Linked DNA regions of Mus musculus: region 1 is linked to region 2. The links are chromatin loops, found by intact Hi-C in ENCODE. Cell type or tissue: left cerebral cortex. All regions are shown on one strand. Each heading gives the region's core, and the rest is flanking DNA. Links, peaks and the distances in the headings are about the cores only.

The links. Peaks named below come from ENCODE experiments on the same cell type or tissue, not always from the same donor. Only the 100,000 strongest peaks of a DNase experiment are listed, where the experiment ranks them.
Region 1: it touches region 2 in a loop (2.2-fold over the local background); 2 of 42 quality-filtered maps call a loop at or near these places.

Annotation. Positions count from the first base shown.
Region 1 is chr12:112,139,526-112,150,223 of GRCm38, forward strand. Kif26a (kinesin family member 26A) reads left to right here and starts at 6,683. Exons shown (of 16, transcript NM_001097621.1): 1 at 6,683-6,881; 2 at 7,189-7,431. The coding sequence starts at 6,840. In left cerebral cortex, for the core only: CTCF peaks have their summits at 907 (motif pointing left), 3,763 (motif pointing right), 5,836 (motif pointing right) and 6,982 (motif pointing left); DNase peaks (open chromatin) are centred at 899, 3,792, 5,126, 5,854 and 2 more places; H3K4me3 peaks cover 4,426 bases; H3K27ac peaks cover 1,089 bases.
Region 2 is chr12:112,616,762-112,627,453 of GRCm38, forward strand. It overlaps Adssl1 (adenylosuccinate synthetase like 1), which reads left to right and starts at 3,286. Exons shown (of 13, transcript NM_007421.2): 1 at 3,286-3,549. The coding sequence starts at 3,358. In left cerebral cortex, for the core only: CTCF peaks have their summits at 7,217 (motif pointing left) and 10,528; DNase peaks (open chromatin) are centred at 2,745, 3,164, 3,359, 3,812 and 2 more places; H3K4me3 peaks cover 1,578 bases; H3K27ac peaks cover 2,916 bases.

The sequences.
Region 1 (10,698 bases), core at 846-8,845, 480 kb before region 2:
AGCATCACGGCTTCATCCAGGACTAGCTGGTGGAGCCACGGGGAATCCCAGCCCCCAGGGGTCTGATTACCCTCGATGTGATCAGTGGTGCTGCCTGGATCCCTCAGTCCACTTTTACCCATGCAGCCATCAGCTCAGGCTCCCGCCACTCTCTAGAACACTGATACCACCAAACGCCCATACTCAAAGTCACAGTTTCAAGGCTGCCTTCACACCTAGCCATAGAGAGCTCCCTGAAGTAGTGGCACCCAGTAGGGTGCTGTAGGGAACAGTAGGCTCAGTGCTGAGATCTTTGGGTGACACATCTGTGCTAGGAATTCTTTCCTTTTTTTTTTTAAGATTTATTTATTTTATGTATGTGAGTACATACGCTGTTGCTGTCTTCAGACACACACCAGAAGAGGGAGTCAGATCTCATTACAGATTGTTGTGAGCCACCGTGTGGTTGCTGGGAATTGACCTCAGGACCTCTGGAAGAGCAGACAGTGCTTTTAACTGCTGAGCCATCTCTCCAGCCCCTGTGCTAGGACTTGCTAAAGGTTTCCAAGTTGCGCCCTCAGTCAACATTCCTGGACAGCCAAGGACTCTGACCACTATGTGTCCTTTTCCACTGGACACTGCCCATTCAAAGACGGAAGCTAAGCCCAGATTTGGAGTAGGGAGGGACACAGGAAGGAAGTCAGAGGTCTTGGGTCGGTGGGTGCCAAGCCCTGTTAGGTGTGTGTAGGAGGTATCAGGGCTGGTGGCAGGAGTCTTGGGGTCTGTGCTTTGAAGCATCTCACCCTGTCAGGTACACAGAACAATCTTCTTCTCATAGGTCCTCAGTTTCTCTATCCACATAAGAGAGATCAAGTGATCTTTGGTTCCTTGCCATAAGGACTGTGGCCAAGCGGCGCCATCTGCTGGCCTTAAGCACAACGGCATGGTGTTGTGTGGCCTGGGCTTGTAGTGCGGGAGGCTGGAATATGAAGATGAAGGGGGAGGCTGAACTGCAGAAGGGGTTCAGGTCCTGCAGGATGGCTGGGGACTGCAATTTTGGATGGAGTTTCAAGAGAAACTCTCAGAATCTCTATCAGGGCCAGCAGTCTCGTCAGGTGAGGCTGGAGGGCCCAGGCTCTCCCTTATAGCTGTGCAGGGGACTGGTTGGGCAGGTGGGGGGCATTTAGCACCACATGCTTCACCAGGGTCTAGCACTGCAGGCATGCCTGGGGTGGGACTGGTACAAAGCCAGAACCCGGGAACCCCGGTATTTCTCAATTTTGTCAGCTTCTCCTCTACTTGAGGCCTTGGGAAAGAGCACAGGACGTCCTGCCATTTTGAGCTGACTTTATGATAGGTGACTGACATTCAAAAAGAGAGAAGTTTAATTTGTGGTAAATGATAAGGAAGAAAACGGAAGCACAGGAGGGGGCTGGGAGGCTCTGTCATGGCTGCGAATTTTAGGCAAGGAAGGCCTAAATTTAGCCAAGGCATCATTCCAGGGCAACCTGGAGAAAAAAAGGGCCAGCATTGTCTGTGAGAAGAGCTCCCAACTAGCCTGCTACAACAGCAGAGCAGAGCCTCCTCTGCGAGCAGCAAGGAAGCCCACGAGGGTGGGTCTGAGTCAGTCATTGTCAGAGAGGGGTGCCTGGCCGTGGGAACCATGGGAAGCAGAGAAGGGTGTGTGTGACCCGTCTGACATCTCTATGTTCTCCCGCTGTGTTCGCAGAGACAGAACAATGAATGCATGGCCTCCAGTTGGATATTGGAGAGGCAGTAGCTAGGACACACAGGTGTAAGGCATCAGTCTGTGGTCGTGTAGCCTTAGGAAGGAGAAGACAGTAGGGACAGGGGGGTCTAGATGGGTGAAATGTCCAAGTGTTAGGTGAGTTGGGGTGAGTTAATCCAGAGCAAATTCTAAAGGCAGAGAGACTGCTTCACGCACCCCTTGCTTCTTGGAGGTGGGCGCTGGCCAGGGTGCTGAAGCCATGTGTCTGCTGCCTTCCCAAGGGCTGGGTCTGAGCACCTAGTGGAAAGAGTAGGATAATTGAGTGGAGAAGGAGGGGTGGGGCCAGTGACCAGCAGGGGTCTGCATACCACACCACAGCGGTGGTCTGACCACAGTGGTCTTTCTGACATGTCTTCCTACCGGCCCTGGCCACCGCAGAGCTGACCACCCTCCACTTGTTTCTGTTCCATCCCCTTTGCAGGACACACTCAGGTTAGAGGTTAGCCCTTTACCACACTGCTGCTCTCCAGAGACCAGGCCCCGGGGACAAAGGAATCAGGAGACATCGAGACTCGTTGCTCACATCCCAGACTCCGTCCACCCAGCAAAAGGCTTTGTCTCTGAGTCCAGCTTCCTCATCTGTGAAACGGAGATCGAAAGGCACCTTTTCTAGCATCATGGTCAGGAAAAAGGAGCGAAGGTTGTTATGTAGGTGGCGCATGTCCATACACATGCCTCTGTCCCAGTGAGCTGCCAGGTATGCAGAACTGAGGGACGGTCGAAAGTGCTCTGGGAATGAGAGAGAGGCAGACTTCCCCTGTCCCATCACTCTCAAAAGGCTGAGGTTTTTCTTGCTGAATGAGATTCTGGGCTCATGGACTCAGACCCCTTAAATGCTACCAGTCTGGACCACCTACTCTTTTCCAGTATTTTTATCAACTACTCAAACTAGTGATCAAAACAATCCACAAAGTTATCTGGGCATGGAGGTGCACGTGTTTAACCTCGGCCCTTGGGAAGCAGAGGCAGGCAGATCTCAGTTGATTTCAAGGCCAGCCTGGTTTACGTGGTAAAGCGTCAGGTCAGCCAGGGCTATCTAGTGAACCCCCAAAACCTCAAAACAAACAAATCTCAATGACAAACTAAACAGATCCCCCCCCCCACACAATAGCATTAAATAAAGCGAAGGCCACTCCCTGGTCTCCCCCAGGAGCAGAGCTGAAGCCACACTGTCTAATGCTATGCTGTCCACAGAGCCCCTATTCCTATATGAGGTTCTAGGATTTGGCCATGTTACATGCTCTGCCTGGACTGCATTTCCTAGTGCCCATCTGGGAGCTGGTCTAGATGCCTGCCTACCAGTTGCCAGCTGCAAGTAGGTGCCTTTTCTCTTAAAGGTCTGAAGGGTGGGAGTGGAGTTGCTGGACTCTATTACGTCAAAGTGCCTCCCAGGGAAGGGGGCACCACCAGCAGGTTGTGAGGTCCAGAGCCCCGCATGCTCATTGCGAGAACATGACCACTGCAGCCTTCCTGAAATATCTTGTGTGTGGCCTGATTGGAAGCTGGGCTCTGGCAATTAATCCTGTGGAGGCTCCACTCAATTGCAGGAGGTTTTTCTGTTTAGTTCCCTTGGCCTAGATTTCCCTGGGGACAGCTCTGCCCAGACCTCGACCTGGTAAATGAAACGTTAAAAAAAAAAAAATCCTTACAATGACTTTAATCAATCCACAGAGGTGGTGGATGGCCTCCTCCCGAGATTCAGGGGCTTGGAGGGGACTGAATGGGGGGGCGGGTGAAGACAGGAGTGGTTTTTCTGAGAGGAAGCTTGATGTCCTATTGGAGCCTAGGCTCCGGATCTGGAGCTGAGAGGAGGGGCTCCGTTCCCTTTAATGGCTTGTCTTGGTCTCTGTCCCAGACTGTGAATGGCCACTGCAGTAGAAGGGTCCATGGCCCCTCTTGTTCCTTTCCAGTTTAGAAGCCCGGCAGACTAGAGTTGGAAGCAGAACCACAGGGTCCCTGGCCTGTCAGGCTGAGACACTGATCTCTAGTTGCCACAGGGGGGCGTCAAGCAAGGGACTCCAGCGCTGAAGGAGCAGAGATGAAGAGATTCCAAGGTTCTCCAGAGTGGAGTGTGGAGGGGATCGGGAGTCTCAGCAGCCCAGCCTGGCCTCTAAAGATGTCTCCTTCTCCGATACCCTCTACCTCTAAAGACTTGGGGGGCGGGGTTAGGTTATTTAGGCAACCCCTTCTCTCCCGGACTGATCCTCCGCCCAGACCTTGTGATCTCACCCCGTGCTACCCCCCATGCCCAAGGCTTTAGAGTGCCAGTTTGTGTCCAAGCAAAGCCTCGCTGCAAACCTGGGGAGAGAGGGTTCCTAAACACTGCCCCAGGGGTAAGTGCTTTGGAGCACGTGCAGTGTTGGGAGCACCGGGTTATCTGCCTCCCCAAGTCTGTCTGTCTGTCTGTCTTTTTCTTTTCTTCAGACCGGACCCTAAGATGCCTAGGACAGCATAGGGTGAAGCTGGAAAGATGCCCCTTATCTGCAGAGGTTTCCAGGAGCCCAACTTGGTTGCGGTGTCCCTTCCTGGTGGCAGTGCCCACTGCAAAAAGTCCTGGTGTCTTGGGACGCGGAAGGCGGATAGGTGCAGACCTAGCGGGATCCTGGTCCCCCATTCTCTTCTACACACCTCTCCCCAACTCGGGTCCGCGTGTCCGGCTCGCCGCCCGGGCTGAGGGGGCGCTGTCGGCGCGGGCGGGCGGGGCTGTCAGCGCGGGCGCTCGGCGCGGAGCAAGCGCAGGGCTGGGGGGGCGCCGGCCGCCGAGTACTGGGGGCCTGGTGGGCGGCGGGCGCCGTGCGGGGCTCGGCGACGGCGGGCGCGCGGCCAGGGTGCGCGCGGGAGGGGTGGTTACGGCGGCGGCGGGAGACGCTCGAGGACGCTGCCCACGGTCCACTCCTCCATGGCGCTGCCGGGGTCCCCCGAGCCGCCCCGCGGCGCGCCCCGAAAGGTTCCAAGCCTGCTAGAGATGGGGTCGCTCTGCCTGGACTCAGACATCATCCTGGGTTTCACCAGTCACCTCCTGCGGCGGCGAGGCAAGGTGAGAGCTCGCGGGGCCGGGCTGGCAGTGGTGACGCCGTCCCGCGACTTTGCTGCGCAGCACCGCGAAAACGCGGCAGGTCCCGGGCGGAGACCTGTATCTGCACTTTCCCGAGCTGATGCCGCTTGATTCTCCCTCTCTAGTCGAGGCTACGCTGGAACCCGAGCCTTGAGCAGCGATCTTCCACGGAGGAGAGCGTAGCGCAGAGATCGCGGTTATCTCACCTTGCAGGGATGGGCGAGGAAAAAGCCTAGGGGGAGGTGATCTGAGTTCTGAGATCATTCTGGTTGCTTGGTGCATCCCGGGGTCTTGTGGAGCTGTGTTTTTGTGTCCTCTGGGAACTCGAACGTAGAGTATGCTTCCCGAAGAACCGCGCTGGTGCGGGGAAGTGAAGTTGCGGGTGTGGCCCATCATGAGCGCAGGCCCTGGGTTCCGGGTGATGCTTCTCGGTGTGCGTGTGAGGAGTATGTGTGCGTGTGTGTAAGTCGATAACAATGTATGAGCCTCCTGGGCCCCGGGTGTTTGTTTCAGTGCGGTAGAGGGGCGGGCGGGGTGACGCTGTTTGTAGTGCTTGCAGGGGTGGACTGAGGAGGGTGGTGCCTGAGGCTACCCGGATCCCATGGTGGGCCGTCGCCTGCCTGTCTTCCCTTCGCAAGGCTGAGAAGGGCCTGGAGGCTTGGGGGTTGCAGAAAGTGGGGAGCCCGTTCCCAGTTTATTCATGACTTCCTGTCGTGTTTACAGACTCTTTTAAGTCGTAGATGACCTGGAAAACCGGATCTTCATCCCACTCTTGGCCAATAGTGCGTAGGAGTGGAGGGCTAAGTAAGCAGGGTCCAGGTGGGGAAAGGAGAGGTCGTTTGACAGACCTTATACCGTGCGAAGGTCTGACTGCTCTGGGGATGTCCGACCAGGGTCTTTCCTTGAATCACCCTGGCTCAGCTGTCCTAAGTCTCAGCCTCAAGCGGAAAGCTCTGCGCTCAGAACGCGTGGTGTCCTGTCTCTGCGCCCTCGAAACCTGTGCTCACTACGGCCGGCAGGTGGCGCTTGTGTCACGGGGAGCCACGCCGCAGATCCCGCCTGGCTCCTATCTGGGGTTTCGGGTTGATCCAGAGCTTGGGCCGGAGTCCCCCGCGACCTCAGAAGGTGGTGACATTTGGGGTCTGACTTGGGCGAGAGCAACAACTGGTCGCTGGGGAAGGAGGGAGACCTCCGGGTCGGAGACAAACAGGCAATTAATTCCGGAGCTAACTCCCCATCTGCCAGGCCGGCAGACAACAGGTCCGGCACACCCCCAGGGCCAAGCCGCAGCGCTTCCTCCCACTTCGCAGGCGGCTCAGTGTGCAATCCATTTTAAGGCACAGGCGCGGCTGCAAGGACACTTCGAGACAGTTCGTAGCCCCTCACTGCACTTCTTGAAACACGACCCTCATCCATGAGAGACAGTTGGCGCCAAAGCATGGCCAGACACACTCAAGTGCTCTGGGTGTTCTGGGGAAGCCGTTGGCCCGGGTCCAGCCCCTTTCATTACCCCCCATCCCCCCACCCCCACCCGCTTTCGTGCTGTGCGATCTTGGGCAAAAGCTTCAGTTTTCCCGCTCGCAAAGTGATGAGAGTGTTGGGTGCCTCCCAGGAGGCGCACTCCATCCTCGCTCAGGAGAGACAGAGGCGCATGCGTGCGCGTAACTTGTGTCTCGGCAGCCCCCACCGCCCCTCCCGCATCAACACTCAACTAACAGGTTGGGGGTCCTAGCAGTAGGCGGGGCCGCAAGGAGGAGCGGGACCCCCGCCCACTTGGCTCTGCTCAGGATGGGGGCGGCGCTCTGGCGTCCCGCCCCCTTCCCTCCCCCTACAAGCTTTGGCCCGCCCCCGCCCAGCCTGTCCCGGAGCAAGCCGGTCGCGTCCACAGCGTGCTCTCCGCCACTCGCCTGCTCTGCCAACTTCAGAGCAGCAGGCCTGGCCATGGGGGTGCCCCTGGGCCGGATCACGTAGCCACTGTACCCCGAGAGCCAACGTATCCCTTCCTGCGACCGTGCCATGGTCGGCCGCGGCGCCTCCTTGTGTGCGGTGCAGCCCGCGGTACGCAAGGCCCTGCTAGGAGCGGGCGGCTGGGCTCGACGGGCACCGGGTTCAGAGCCCAGGACAACGATGATGCTAGCGGGGTGTACAGCGCCCTCTAGGGGTGGGGCGCGGAGCGGGACGGGGCCCCGAGCGTCGGGCTGGGGCTTCTTCTTCAGGGACTCCTGGCGTTGCATCCAGGGCCCTAACTTTTGTGCGAGCGTGGCTTTAGGGGCGTGAGCGACTGGGTCTGGAGTCGGCCGCGTGGAGTCCCGCAGTGGCGCCGCGCGAAGGTTTGGGCTTACTGTCCCATCTCCAACCCCCGCAGGTGGCTGAGTGCGGCCCGGCTCGAGAGACCCCGCCACTTGAGGTATCCCCGCGCAAGAGGCTGCCCGCCGGGCTCGATCAAGACCCATGCAGCAGCCGCCCTGCTCCGGAGGGCGCCGGGGCCAGCGCTGAGCAGAGCCACTCGGCCGGTGGGGGCGGGTGGTGCCGCCACTGCCACACGAAGCTCGTGGAGCTAAAACGACAGGCGTGGAAGTTGGTCAGCGGGCCCGGGACTCCTCTCCGGGTAAGTGACCCCTCTTCAGGCCATATCTCAAACAGGGAAGGGCTGGAACTTGGGAATCTTTGGGGCTGGGGCTTGGAGCGTGGCGAGTTCATCGTGCCCCCACCCCCACCCCGTGCCATAGTCTGCAAGAGTGTGTGTTGGTGCACCTCACCCTAGGAGGCCTGCTGCGTGTCATAGGGGGTTGGGTAAATTTCTTTCCTAGCCACAGATGTCCCACAGCTGGAATCAGTCTGTGTTTGGGAGGGGTAGAAAAGGGGAAGACGGGACCTCACTCCCAGGGCAGGGCTTGTCATGGTGAGGCACTTTGGGCATCTGGACATTGGCATGCCTGTATAGAGAGGGCATAAAAGGTGAGAGAGTGGGCCCCTTTCTGCACCCGGGGGCCGTGCATCATTGTCCCATACCTACTCAGTGTCTGTTATGGGCCTGTGCCCTGCCCTGGCTCTCTGCCTCTGGGGCCCAGGCCTTCCGTGTGGGTAATGACTCTTGAGCCTCGGGGTTTCCCAGGCTGCAGCATGGCAGGCAGGCGCTGGTGGGAGAGGAGTCTACTGGGCTTTCCGGCCAGTCTTGCCAGGCATGTAAAGAACTGGAGTATTGTTCCAGGGAACAATGGTCTCTGGAAGTGTGCAATGCAGGGGTGTGGGGGGTCTCCACAGGAAGCTGCTTCTAACCTTCAGCCTTGGTGAACAGTCCTTGGGAAGCGCCTGTAGTCCCCATCCTGTCCCAGTACCTCTAAGGAGTGCTGTGGTTAGGAGGAGACCCTGGGTTTCCTTTGGGTTGGGTCAGATATGGTGGATGCCAGTCAGGTGTGTCTATGCTGGGCTCCTTTCCAGGTCCCCTGGCTTGTCTGTGGCGGGGATGTTAACAGCCTCTCAGACCAGCTAGATCTGTGGACCCGAATGGGATGGGATGGCTGACCATGGGTGTTGTTTGGCTTTTGCCAATGGCCTTTGCTGAGCCCTGGATCTTAGAAAGCCTTGAGGATCTCAGAGAGGGTCCTTGGGATATTCTCCCGAGGTCCTTCAGGAAGCAAGCTGATCTAGGAGCCGAGCTGCCTCCCCCTCTGACTGTGCTGCCGCCCAGGACCTGGCCGACTGGATGGAGTCCTAGTAAAGGAAAAGCTGCGGTCATAGTAGTGAACTGGTGGGGTTGGGGGCCGTCAATGGAGGTCTGTGGTCTCCTGCACACACTGCTGCCCCTCTCCACGTTCCTGTGTGTGGCTTTTGGCGTAAGCTGCTCCTCCGCCCTACCAGTTAAGGCTTACTTGACCTTGCCTGGCCCTGGTGGTGGGCAAACCAGGGTCCTGGCCAAGGGTTTGTGTGGCTTTGAGCATCTTATCTACTATGTGTTTTGTCTTGTTTCACGAGGAAGCTTCAGTCTGTCCTGGGAATGCTGTCTAACCTGTGGGGTGCTGTGCTCAGGATAGGAAGGCTTTGCTCTGGAAAGAATCGAATGCCCTGTGGCACACGGGTACTGCTGGGGTGTTGCCAGTGTGGGCCACAGGGAACTGCAACCATAGCCCTTGATTGACCACTGTGTACACACACACACACACACACACACACACACACACACACACAGAGTCTGCTTTTGAGGTAAGGGGGGATCTCTCTGGAGGGCAGATGGGGGACACGGTGATCATCACTGTGGGTGGTCTTTGGTAGCTCTATTCTCCAAGGCCAAGGCAATGCTAAGAATTTAGGGTGGAGAGCTAGGATCCTCCAAGGGGATCTACCTCTTAATTCATTGTGGGAGCAGGAACTCTCCCGTGAAGATAGCACTTTACAGCTTGTAGGGAAGTCTACCTGATTCTCACAGCTTATCTTTGTGGGGGCTGCTGGATGGAGGTTGAAGCTGGGACCCTGGGCGGGTGGTTAGAGCCCTGGGCTTGGGGACCCATGTCTAATCTCAGCATAAGAAGGAGGTGTAGGGGCAAGGAGACAGCCTGGTAGCATTCTATGCCTGTGAAAAACTTACCACCATTAACTTCTGGCCTACCTTTCTCCTAGCAGACACCCTCCTGGCAGGGTCTCTTAGAGCCCTTGGCTGGTCTCCTCCTCTGTGACACTAGTCACCTGTTGCCTGCCTTGCATGCATGTAGGGAAGCTCTGGTTCTGAGGTGGGCTTGAGGGTCACCCTCGTTCTGGACCTTTGGGTACTCATGGCTGTTGGATGCTGTAATTGGAGCCCACCTGGCCATCACCCTGCTGGGGTCCCTTTCACGTATTCCTGTCCATGAGATCTGTTTGGGAATTGTGGCATAGCACCTTCCACCAAAGAGCCAAAGCCCAGGTCTTTCTTTATTCTGCTGTCTGAGTGCCTGAGCCCCATCTTTTCTGTGTCTAGTCTGCTATGGTGAAGAAGTCATAGGTTCCAGCAGACCCTCCCTTTACCTCTATCCTAGTCCAGGGTTCTGGTCGCAAGCAGTAGCTTTGCCAGGGCAGGCGGATTAGTCGTGAGTAAGTGCTTGTTAAACAGCCGAATGGCTAGACTTTCCTTTCAGGCCTCATGCACGGTCACCCCAAAGGCTGCTGGGCTGGATTCTGTCTGTGTGTCCCCTAAGGTGACGGTCCCAGAGGAGGATAGCCCTTCTTCCCTACAAAGGAAGTTTGGCTGTTGCTTAGGGGCCACCCCAGATGATGCCCCAAGAGTCACTCAGAGGTGGTGACTCCTCCTGGCCCAGTGGTTCTTTGGTTGTCAATACTGGAGCCGAATTGATGATTCCCCAATGGGAAAATGATCGACTCTCATTTAGGTCTTGCAGGGCTCCTCCTCATGGACCCAGAGTTTCATCCTCCTGCCTCCTGAGGCCTTTGTTTCTTTGCTGCAGCCTCTGCCTGCCTGAGTGGAGCTGTGCACAAGGCTGCCAAAGGCTGAATCTTTTGGTGCTGGTCCCTCTATCGCTCCCATTCCCATGGAGCCTCCAGATCCACAGGAGACAGCCCTTGAGGGTCAGGGTCAGGGCCTGGAGCCTTCCTGCCATCCCTGTGATTTGGCATCAGGGACTTGGTATGTCCTCATTCTGTCTTGACACCATTTGTGGGCATGTCTTGGCCCTTTCTCACTGGGTTGCCTTCTGTGTGGAGCAAGCCTCTGGAAAGGCAGGGCCTGCATGCTCTGGCTGCGCAGGTCCCAGCTCTGGTTGCATTGTGTTTTATGGGGAGGTCAGACCGTGCTTGCCCCATGACAGGCTGTGGCCCTGGATGACCTAGGACTGAGGTTGGTTCCTCTGATTCGGAAGTTGCTCCCTGGGATAGCTAGCGCCCC
Region 2 (10,692 bases), core at 2,693-10,692:
CAGCCGCAGCCTCCTTTCTCTGTGTAAACAGAGACTCAGCCACTCCCCAAGCATCTGCCGACGACGGTTCTCAAGCCCTGGGGAGGTGGTGGTGGGAAGGAGATGGGAACTAAGACCAGACAGGGGCAAGTGGCAGATGGCTCCACACTGTCATGGTGTGATGGCTAATTTGCATTGTGGGAACCTCACCCCGCACTCTGCAAACCTCTTCTGCCAGTCAAATGGCCGTGTGATGGCCAGCAACTATGATCAAAAAGGCTAAAGAGATGGCTCAGCGGTTCAGCACACCGGTTGCTCTTGCAGAGGACCCAGGTTGTATTCCCAGCACCCACATGGCAGATGGCAGCCATGCATAACTCCAGTCCTAAGGAGCCTGATGTCTTCTTCTGGCTTCTGTGAGCAACAAGAATGCATGCAGTCAAAACACGCATACACACACAAAAAAATTTCAAATTCATGATCCAGGTTTTCCACTACCGAAGAATCCCCTCGTACTCACAAGCATCTACTGTTCTGGCCCTAGCCCCACCATCTGGCTTTCTCTGGGTTTGCCCGTTCCAAGCATGCCATATAAATAGAGGTATTGAAACTGTGGCTGGCTGCTTCCGGTTGTTCTTGAGAGCCGTGGGGCAGCACTTCGCAGCTCACGGCTGAGTCACAGTGTGTCACCGGCTGGAGTGAGTTCCTTTTTCCCATTCAACAGCTTCTGTGTGGGGGACTCCATCTGAGGGTGTGTGAATGGTGCTAAGGGCGGGATAGGCCTGGTGTGAACCATTTATATCTCTGCCGTACACACCTAACCTGGGCTGCAGGCTGGGAGTAACTATAACTTTTTAAAAGACTTTCCCAAAGCTGCTACCTTATTCCCACCAGGGATACTTTTAATTTTTTTTAACTACTGGTGCGGGAGTGTGTTTGCCACCGCATTCATGTGGGGATCAGAGGACAACTTCTGAGAATTGTCCTCTCCTTCTGTGTGGACCCAGTGGAAGGGTGGCAAGTGCCTTTTACTATAAACAGTCTTGCTGGTTCCTTGGGCGATTGCTTCTGCAGCCTAGCTCTGTCAGCTCCATCTTCACACTCTGGAGTTCCCAGGTATTGAGTTGTGAACGGTCTGCACCTGGGGTGGAATGCCTACCTATCTCATCAGGCAAACCTGCAAGGTCAGCACTTCACCTGCCTGGGGAGGACGGAGAGCACTGCCTCCCCAGCCTTCCTCCCCATTGCTTTCTGGAAGTCGGCCTCGTGGCTAACAGACCTGGGAAAACCCAGCCCAGTGGCAGCTATGAAGCCCCTGGAACCTCCTTGCAAAGGCTCATGGGTGCCAGATCATGTGCATTGTCTGTGTGGCGGTGTCTCTTGATAACCCAGAGGGAACCATAGGTGGCGCTGTGCCTGCGTGCCCTCCCTCTAAGCCTATGCAAAGCTTAGCAGAAGTCACTTGTCTGAGGTCACACAGCTGCAAAGCCAGACTCCCCCCAAACTTAGCAGCTGCTACACTGCCCACCATCCCGGGCTGGGCTCACTGAGGGGGTGGGGGTGCTAATTCCGGCTGAGCCTTGTGACTGGCAGGGTCCCAGCTGTTGAGCCTGAGTGAAGCTGTTTTTAGAAAAGCCCTCCCCGTTCTATGTGGGCCCTTGGCTATTTATAGTCTCAGGCTTAGAAGCCTCAGTGCCCAGGACCCGTCTAAGCCCCCATAGTAGGTCCCTCTGAACCCTAAATACCTCTCACCAAGAACCCCTGGTTCCCCCCAGGAAAGGGAGCCAGGATTCCTTTCAGGCTTGCAGCAACACCTCCCAAGGGGACAAGGGCAAGCATTAAAGTGACCTGACCAAAGTGACATTCAACACTGGCATTCTTAAAGCATAATCTTTCTCACCTGGAGAAAAAGTTCATTGACCTGTGTAACATTCTGCCAGCCTCTCTCCTCCCTCAGTCCTCAGAAGCTGCTGTGCCCCCTACCCTTCCTCCTGTGACAACCCCCCCCATATTCTCCTGTTTACCCCTTGTCTCCGTTCCTGCATCAGCCTTCTCTGCCTGCTTTGCCTTCTGAGCACACCTTCCTGAAAGACCTTATCAGGGATTTCTGCCTGTCCCAGCCACTGCTCAGGAGATCTTGGCCTGAACCACTAACTCTAGATGCCACGTCTACTCGCTTGCCCCCTCCCCACTGTGGCACTGAGTGAGGTAGAGAAGGATATTGTAATCTGCACACAAAGACTGTAAGGCTCTTCTAAGAAGTAGTGTCCAGATCCGAGGCCCTGACTGCTTCAGCCATAGCAACTGAAGAGAGTGTCTATGTCCCTATGTGAAACAGAAGACACAGACCACCATGACCTGCACAGCCAGGGAGGGTAGCAGCAGTGTGGCTGAGGCTGACTGGGAATAGCCTCTCTTCCCCAAGCTGGGGGAGGGGGGGTGTCAGTCCCCCAGAGGGTGTGTCTAGTCTCACTGGTCTTGTGACAGTCCTGCGAACTGCCCCCAGGACAACTAGGAGCCTGACTGCTCTGTGAACCTGTCCCAGGGGTCAGTTAGCACACCCTGGAAGGACACGCACCAGTGGGGGGCTGGGGGGAGCATGCCACACAGGCCTCCCAGCCTCAGGACTTTCCCTTGTCCCTGTTTCCAGTCTGGACTGAGTGGCAGAAACCATCGACCCCGAGGTCTCTTGGAAAGTTGAATCCTCCTCTGCTCCTGTGTCCCTCAAGTTGCTCTGACCCCGAGCGGATGTGGGTACTTCATCTTACACTTGGCGCTGGGCTAGTAGCTAGCTACAGCCACCCAAGAGCTGCATATCCTGGGCCAGCAGGGGTGACTATGTGGCCTGGTGGAGAGAGATCGTCTTAGTTAAGGTGACTTTCTGGGCGGCTCTCAGGAGAACCGTTCCTGGTCCTGGACTCGAGGTTCAAGACGGGAAAACAGGTGATCCCGCAGGCAGATCCTCCAGATTAACGGCAAAGAAACATCTGTGGTTCTGCTTTTGTTAACCGCTCTCTTGCCCCGGAAAAAGCAGCCTCCTCCGCTGTTTGTGCAACCCCAAACCCTAGTCCTAGCAGGCCAGTGGGCAGGGGTAGAGTCCGGGTCGTGCAGCACTGGCACCTCTCACGTCCTAGGGTGTTCTGAGTCATCTGCTTGCCCAAGTCGTGTCGGGGCGTCTAGCACCCTAAGTGCGCGCCATCTGCAGCGACAGCGGCAGGGACAGGGAGCTGTGGCCGCAGGTCACCGAGGTGCGTCACCGCGTGCGCAGGACCCGCCCCCGGCCCGCCCCCCTCTCTAGGCGTCCGCATTTAATGGAGCGAGAGCTCTGGCGGCGGCGGGCTCTCGCTTGGCCCAGAGCAGCAGAGGAGCTAAGCCAGCATGTCCGGGACCCGAGCCTCCAACGACCGGCCCCCCGGCACAGGCGGAGTCAAGAGGGGGCGGCTGCAGCAGGAGGCGGCGGCGACAGGCTCCCGCGTGACCGTGGTGCTGGGCGCGCAGTGGGGGGACGAGGGCAAAGGCAAGGTGGTGGACCTGCTGGCCACGGACGCCGACATCGTCAGTCGCTGCCAGGTGCGGGCCAGGCGCCGAGTCCCTCCCTAACCTGCCCAGCGAGCCTCTCCCCTTCCCCGGGATCCGGACGAACCCCTTCCTCCTGTGCCCTGAGTGGGTCACAGCCTTTTGGATTCCTCCCTCCCAGGAGTACCTTCCCCACTGCCTAAGTCCTCCTTCCCACACACACCCTCTCACACAAAGCTCTTGGCCTCCCACCACCCACCCACCTCCTCCCCAGGGCAATGGCAGGAGCCCGAGCTAAAAATATAAGTCGCTGAGTTGAGGACATGGGATCCTCAGGGGTAGGGCGTTCCAGGGCGGTGATGGTGGGCCCTCCAGTGGGGAAAGCCCCAACGGGGTGGGTCGAGGTACCCTAAGATGCAGCAAAGGGTGAGAGCTGCTTTCTGAGAAGGGGGGTGTCCTCGGCGAGTCAGCCAGGCAGAGACAGGATGAAGATAGGTTTCTAACCTAGAGGAACGCAGGGTCAGGAGCCTAAAGCAGAGTTCAAAGGGGTCTGGCTGACATGGAGAAAGGAGGAGTCACAGATTTCCCGGGCAGGGTGTGACCCGGTGGCTGGTAGTGCTCAGAGAAGGCCAGAGACAGTCTTTGTGCCCTTGGCCAGCTGCAAAGTGCTCTGAGCACCCACATTTGTTCTGACTGACTCTGGACAGCGGGTGGGTACTCTCCTAGGGCTAGCTGCCTGCTCTCCTTAAGTCTCTGTGGTGTTGAGCTGCAGCTAACAGCCACACTGCCTCTGCGGTGCCATCCTCAGCACAGAGGGCTCGGTTTGAGGGAAGATACTCTGTGATACTGGGTTTGGAGCCACACTTATGGCTGCTGACCCAAATGAAGGTGGGAACACCTGCTGGAGTTCTGTCTCCCTGGTTCTGTGGCTTTCTTGCTGAGTTCCCGAGGACTCCTAGGAGGCCTCCGGAGGCATAGCTTGGTTCCCTGGGCCACATTTGCCCAGCTGGGGATGAGGATTTCTGGAAACTCTCTTAAGAATGAGGAGCTACCCTGCTCTCTCACCCTGTTCACCCCTCTCCCTTGAAGTCTCTAGGTCCTAAGGACAGACCTTGGGCCTCCTAAGCCCTACACCTTGCATGCATTGTCCAGCTATGTGTATGTAACTGGGATTTACTCCCAGCGGTCTGGAGTCCTGCTCTCCAGCGACCCAGCACCAAAGCCCCCACCCTTCCTCAGAGCCGTTTGCTCCTGTGGCGCCTACAGTCTTTCCACACAACTTGCTGGGTTTGGTCAGCACTGTCAGGGGTGAGCCTCGATGGTCCCAGGCTCCGTCTCCTTCTGCGGACACAGTTCTGGGTGAAGATGAGCTATCCCTGCTCTATGCCCAAGTCACCATGACAGATCCAGATCCCCATTTCTTGACAGGACATTCAAGGATCAGCACAGGGTCACAGTCACCCACTCAGAGGGGCTATCTCTCCCACCACCTGACCTCCCCAGCAGACCCAAACAGGTGTTCCCCTGAGGAATATGAGAATAGAGACATGTTTCTCTTCCAGTCTCTCGTGAACTAGCAAGTCAGGAGCCTCCCACAGAGCTCCTCTACAGGTTGGGAAACTGAGGCTCAGAAAAGTTGAAGAACCAAACTAACTGTTCCTTTGAGTCCCTTGAAGCCTTTATCATAAGCCAAGAGACCTGTCCTCTTTCCCCCCACTTCATGGACAAGGCAGAAGAGTCAGCCTTCCATCAAGCCCTCTGGAAATCAACTCCAGTCCTTTCCCTGAGTGCCCAGCCCCTGAGTCATTGCAAGCACTTGGTGACTACTCTGGTTTCCTGCACTTGTCCTTCCCCTTGGCGGGGACCTCTTTGCTTGCCTGTGGCCTCCCATATCTTCCCTGATCTTATGTGCCTATGGCCAGCCCTGTGTGATCAGAGGCTGGCAGGGTGGGGGGCTAGGTAAGTTGCCTCTGGCTTTGAATGGGTGCACGAACCAAATGAAGGCTCCAGAGGCCAAGCCCAAAGCCGTGCCAAAGGGCTGGCAAACACAAGAATGCAAATCAAGTGTCCCCCCTCTCCCCCAGTAAGTTCGCTACCTAAAAATGCTGTATAGCCAGCTAGGCTACCCGTTCCTTGGGCTTCTGGAGGGTGAGCTGTCCTACCACCTAACCCTTTGAGCCAATGGAGCCATCCTCCAGATCTGGCTTCCACACTTTTCCATGTCCACAGACACTTGTTGCTGGTCTCCACTACCCTGGGCTCTGACTCTGCCCAGCCCTGCCAGGTACCCTCATTTCTTGCTTTGCTACCTTGATTAATAGAGGGTGTATGGGTCAGAATGTAATGCTGAGTCCCTAGGAGCACCCCCAGCCAGCATCTCTGGCCTGGAGTCCAGCCTGCATTCTTCTTTCTCCCGGTGTCCCTGCTCTGATTCGGTCCATGCCCCACCCCTCCTGACACACAGTCAGTCTTCCTCTACCCTGCATCTCTGAGGCTGCTGGGGGCTGCATTGTCTTCCTCTCTGGTTCCTCTACTAAATCCACTCCTCACTCACCTCCAGGCAAGTCTTCCTGACCTCCTGCTCAGGGTCTCTCTTCCTCTCCCTTGGAGCCCCAGGCACCTCTGCCGAGGCTTCCACTTTCTGAGTCCTCCATGTTTCCTCCTCGGCCGCCTGACTGTCCAGCTGTGTCCAGATGTTCCTTCAGATGGGTCTGACGTACCTGTTACCTGAAGGGCATGCTGGCCACTATCTTCTCATGCATTCCATTGCTACTCTAGGCTCTCCCTTCTATGCCCACAGTAATCTTTCTCTGGGGCTGCTGTCGAGCTGAGCCTTGTGGAAGAGCTGGCCCCCAGGCAGTAGTAAATAGCCAGGGCTGTGACCACAAGGCTTCTCTAGTAGAGTGGCAAGTGGCACACTTAGAGCTGAGGTTCCATGCTGGGACCCTCCATGCAGTCTGCAGGCCCTCTGGCACTTTCCTCAAGGGATCATAATGGGAAACACGTGACCTTGGACCCCAGGCTGCTCAGGCAGCCTCTGGCGGGTGAGAGGAGCCACAGCCTTGTGCTGGGAATGTCTGGAGCTGATTCTAAAACCAGGTCTTCCTGTTCCTGCCCTTGTTGATGGCTTTGATGGCCAAGCAGTGTCTCCGGGACAGGACTCCAAGGGTCACATAGCCACACATCACCTTGGGAAGGATCTTTATATTCCTGCCCAGACCTGTTTCTCCCTATAAGGAAAGAAGCAAGTGAGTTGTATGTCTGTGAGCATGGACAGGAGCGGGACAGTGACTAGACGGTGGAGCTTGGGACATGTTAGTAACTAGGCTCAGTCCTGCAAGCACACAGGACATTCCACCCAAGGCCTGAGGGACAGCCAGCGCGTACAGAGGAGAGATATCGCTGTGGTGAGCAGAAACCCCTGCAGATGCTGAAGGAGCAGATGCTGAGGTGAAGCAGAGCAGAGGTGCAGGAGCCCTGGGAGCTAAATGCCTATTCCTCAGCTTGCCCCTTGTGTGCACAGCACATCGACACACATGTCACTTACACAGAGTCCTTCCCTGCTGTCTGTGAAGAGGCAGAGGTCTTAATTACCCAGGGGCCTCCTGGCTATCTCAGTCACCTCTCTGTACCCTACCAGGAACCTACAGATAATCAGGCCAGAATAGGAAGGCGATAGACTGGAAAGCAGGGGCCCAGAGCACCCCCTGGTGGAAGGCAAATGCCACAGCACCCTGTCCAGGGACCTGGAGGACAAAGATAGGGAGAGAATTAGGAAAGCCCCAGACATGTGCTGTGGGTACCCTGCATCCACACACAGGCTTCCTGGATGGAGGAGCCTAAGTAGGCAGGGTGGGGGTATCTATTCCAGGTCTCTGTCCAGCAGGGCCCTGGGACTGTCCTGAAAGGAGATACCGGGACACTAGTTGGTTACATCCAGTCCTGAGGTCCTCTGCGTTGCTTAGGGTCTTTGCACTGACAGGGCCCTGGGTAGTCCAAAGGAGCTGTGTCCAGATGGCCACAAGATGGGGTGACTGTAGGAAAATCATTGGAGCTTGTGGGTGGGATCTCAGGGCTGTGGGGGCAGGTGGGCTCTGCAGCTGTGTGTTAGGCATGGATAGGCAGAGGAAAGGAGTCTTGGTTTCTGCCGTGCATGTCCACAACCATTGCATATGCAGCCCAGCCAGAGGATGTCCCTACAGGGCCTGCACCCAGAACCCTTCCCTGCCTCACACGGAAGCTATGGGTCATAATTGCAGGGCAAAGCAGAGGTTGGGACCAAGTTGATCTGAAACAGGATCTCATTTGCTTTCGGCCCCTCTTTGTTTTCCAAAGACAAAAGTCTCTTGTCTTAAACTTCTGGACACCAGGGCCTGAGGGCTCTGGGTGACCAGCCAAGCTATTGAAGAGTGCTAGGGGGACTTTGATGCACACAAAGTCCTCAGAATTGTGCTGTGGTGAGAACCCTGAGAGGAGCCTGAATGTACCAAGTGGCGCTGCCGTGCCCAGCAGGCTCCTGGATGCCCCTGACCCTGGGCTCTGGTGTGAACCTCTGTGGTACAGATATCTTGAGGTATGTGCTTTGAGCTGTCCATGTAGCCGTTCCCTTTACCTGGTCTTGGTGTGCCTTGGGGTGACCATACCAAGGGTACTACTCCACGCCATTCACACTGTAAGTAGAGAGGAGCTACCCTTGTTGACGGGCCCCAAAGGCTGTGCCCAGGTGCCTGGTGTCTATCTGCAAACATAGGCAGCTGGTCATCTTCCGGTGGACCCCCAGGAAGGGGAGCCTGAGCAAGTACTTAGCTATGACATCACAGGTCCTCCTTAGTGTTCAGCAACCTATGGTCATGCTGACAGAAGGCCCCTACAATAGGGCAGGGTCACCGCAGGCCTTTGGGCTATCTCTGACACACTGGCCAGTGCTGCGTGGGCACTGCTAAACTCATCCTGGTACTGAGGGGTCAGTGAGATCCTGAATTCTACGATGCCCTAGAGCAGCCCGAGGCTGGCACACATCTTCATCCTCTAGAGCTGGAGTGGCGTAGGGAGTGTTTCCCCACCTGTGTAGAGCTCCGTAGGGCCCTCAGGAGCCTACCCACTCAAGGGGTTAATGAGCCTCCGAAACAGAGCTGACCTCTGCCTCTCCTCACCCAACCTCTTGCATGGGAGCCATGTCTAATCAGCTGTACTGGGCAGGTCTAAATGTCCCACAATCCTTTACAGAGGTTGGCGACTCTCATCGTGCCCAGATCCGATTGAATGTCTGGTCTGGGTTAGTAAAGTCAAAGAAATGTGCGCATGCACATGCGCGCGTGCGTGTGTGTGCGTGTATGTGTGTGTGTGTGTGTGTGTGTGTGTGTGTGTGTGTGTGTGTGTGTGTGTGTGTGTGTCGGCGTGGGGTAGAGGGGCTCCTGCTTCCATCTCTACCAACTGTCCCTGTGCTTCTGGTCAGTCTAAGATCTCAATGAGAAGAGGGAGACTGTGACCCTGAGGCCCCACAGGGTTGCTGGAAGCCCAGTGTCCTGGAATGACGTATGCCTTAGCAATGGCCTGTGCCGGATGCCTGGGCATTGCAGTGGGCTCTGGCCCTGAGGTCATCTGATATCTATTGGCCCATGGTACTCAAGCTTGTTCCTAGGCACCTGTGTTTACCCTCAACACAGACAGGCGGGTGCTTGCTGTCTGTGTCCCCAAGCCAGCTGACGTGGCCCTGGGCACTCAAAGAGAAGGTGGGAAAGAGTACCCCTCCTGGGGTGTCTGGGTTCCATGGACCTAGCCACACAGTGGAAGGCAGGTTGGCACCTTGCTGTCCCTGGAGGCCTGCCAGCCCAAGCAGAGCTCAGCCATCTACTCTCTGCTATAAGCCCGTCTTCTCTTGGGACCTCAGTTTCCATATCTGTTCTTGGAGACCATCTTGACTGCCTCAGGCAGGAAACATGACTGTGAGTGTTCACATATTTGGGGAATTGAAAGGCGGCGGCAATTCTGCACCTGCTGTGGCCAAGCCAAGCATGGATACAGTCTTGGAACCCAAGTCTTGCCACGGTCCCTCATGGGACATGGGCTTGTCCCATGCTGATGGTGTGACTTTACAAGCCTAGGGGCAGGACACAGGCATCTGTTGTGCCTAACTGATGGCAAGTTCAAAGCCAGAGCTGCAGGAGGCTCCCTCAGTTCCCACTTCCTTCATGTCCCCGCCCACAAATACTCTCTCCTTCCCACTAGTCCCTCTGGGCCTCTTCTTAGGCAGTTTCCCTTCCAGCACAACACCTGTCCTGCTCTGTGTCATTTCTCCTGCTCCATGGGCAGCCCAGGGTCACAGAGGTTGTAAGGACAGACTGCCTGCTACCTCCAGGTTTCCCAAGGAGGTAACCTCCTGTGCCTGGAGCCACCCCAAGAATCAAGAGCTCCCTGCAAGTCTTGTTAAGCCGGGGAGCCTCCCGGACAGTCCCCGCCCTTTACACAGCAAAAGGCTCCAGCAGAATTGTTTCAGAGGCTTCGGGACAGACTGCATAGCATGCCTTCTCTAATAGTTGGTTGTCTGGGGTCCACGCCATGAAGTTGGCCTCTAGCTGACCCATCTCTGTCAACTACATGATAATAAGCCCCACAGAGGGCAGGCAAGGAACAGGAAACTTAGGCATACAGGTCTGGGGCCTTCTCTTAAAACTCTTGGAAAGTGAAGTCCTTGGAGGGAGAGCCCCTTACCCAGGCTCTCAGCATCAGTATCATCTGCCGCCTACCTCAGCAGGAGCTGGGAGATGTGATCCTTCATATCCCCGTGCTTAGGGGTGTCATGAAAGGAGGTGAACCTTCACTGAGGGTCCTACTTTAGTAGGCAAGGGAAAGATGTGTGGAGCTGAGGTGTCTCAGCTCCATCAGCAAGGTAAACAAAAGTGTCGTGTGCCTGGCCTGTCTGTCTTCTGGGGCAGGGAGGGGAACTGGAGCTGAGGGTCCCTAAACTACAGTGAGCACAGCTGCTCTCCATTGTAGTTAGGGGCACCACAGCGCTGTCTGCAGGTGGGATTTGGTACTACAGGCCGTAACTCTCAACGTGTGGGTTGATCCCTTTGGGGGGTCACATATCAGATGCCTGGCCTATCAGACATTTACATTATGATTCATAACAGTAAAAAAATATACTTATGAAGTAACAACAAAATAATTTTATGGTTGGGGGTCACTACAACATAA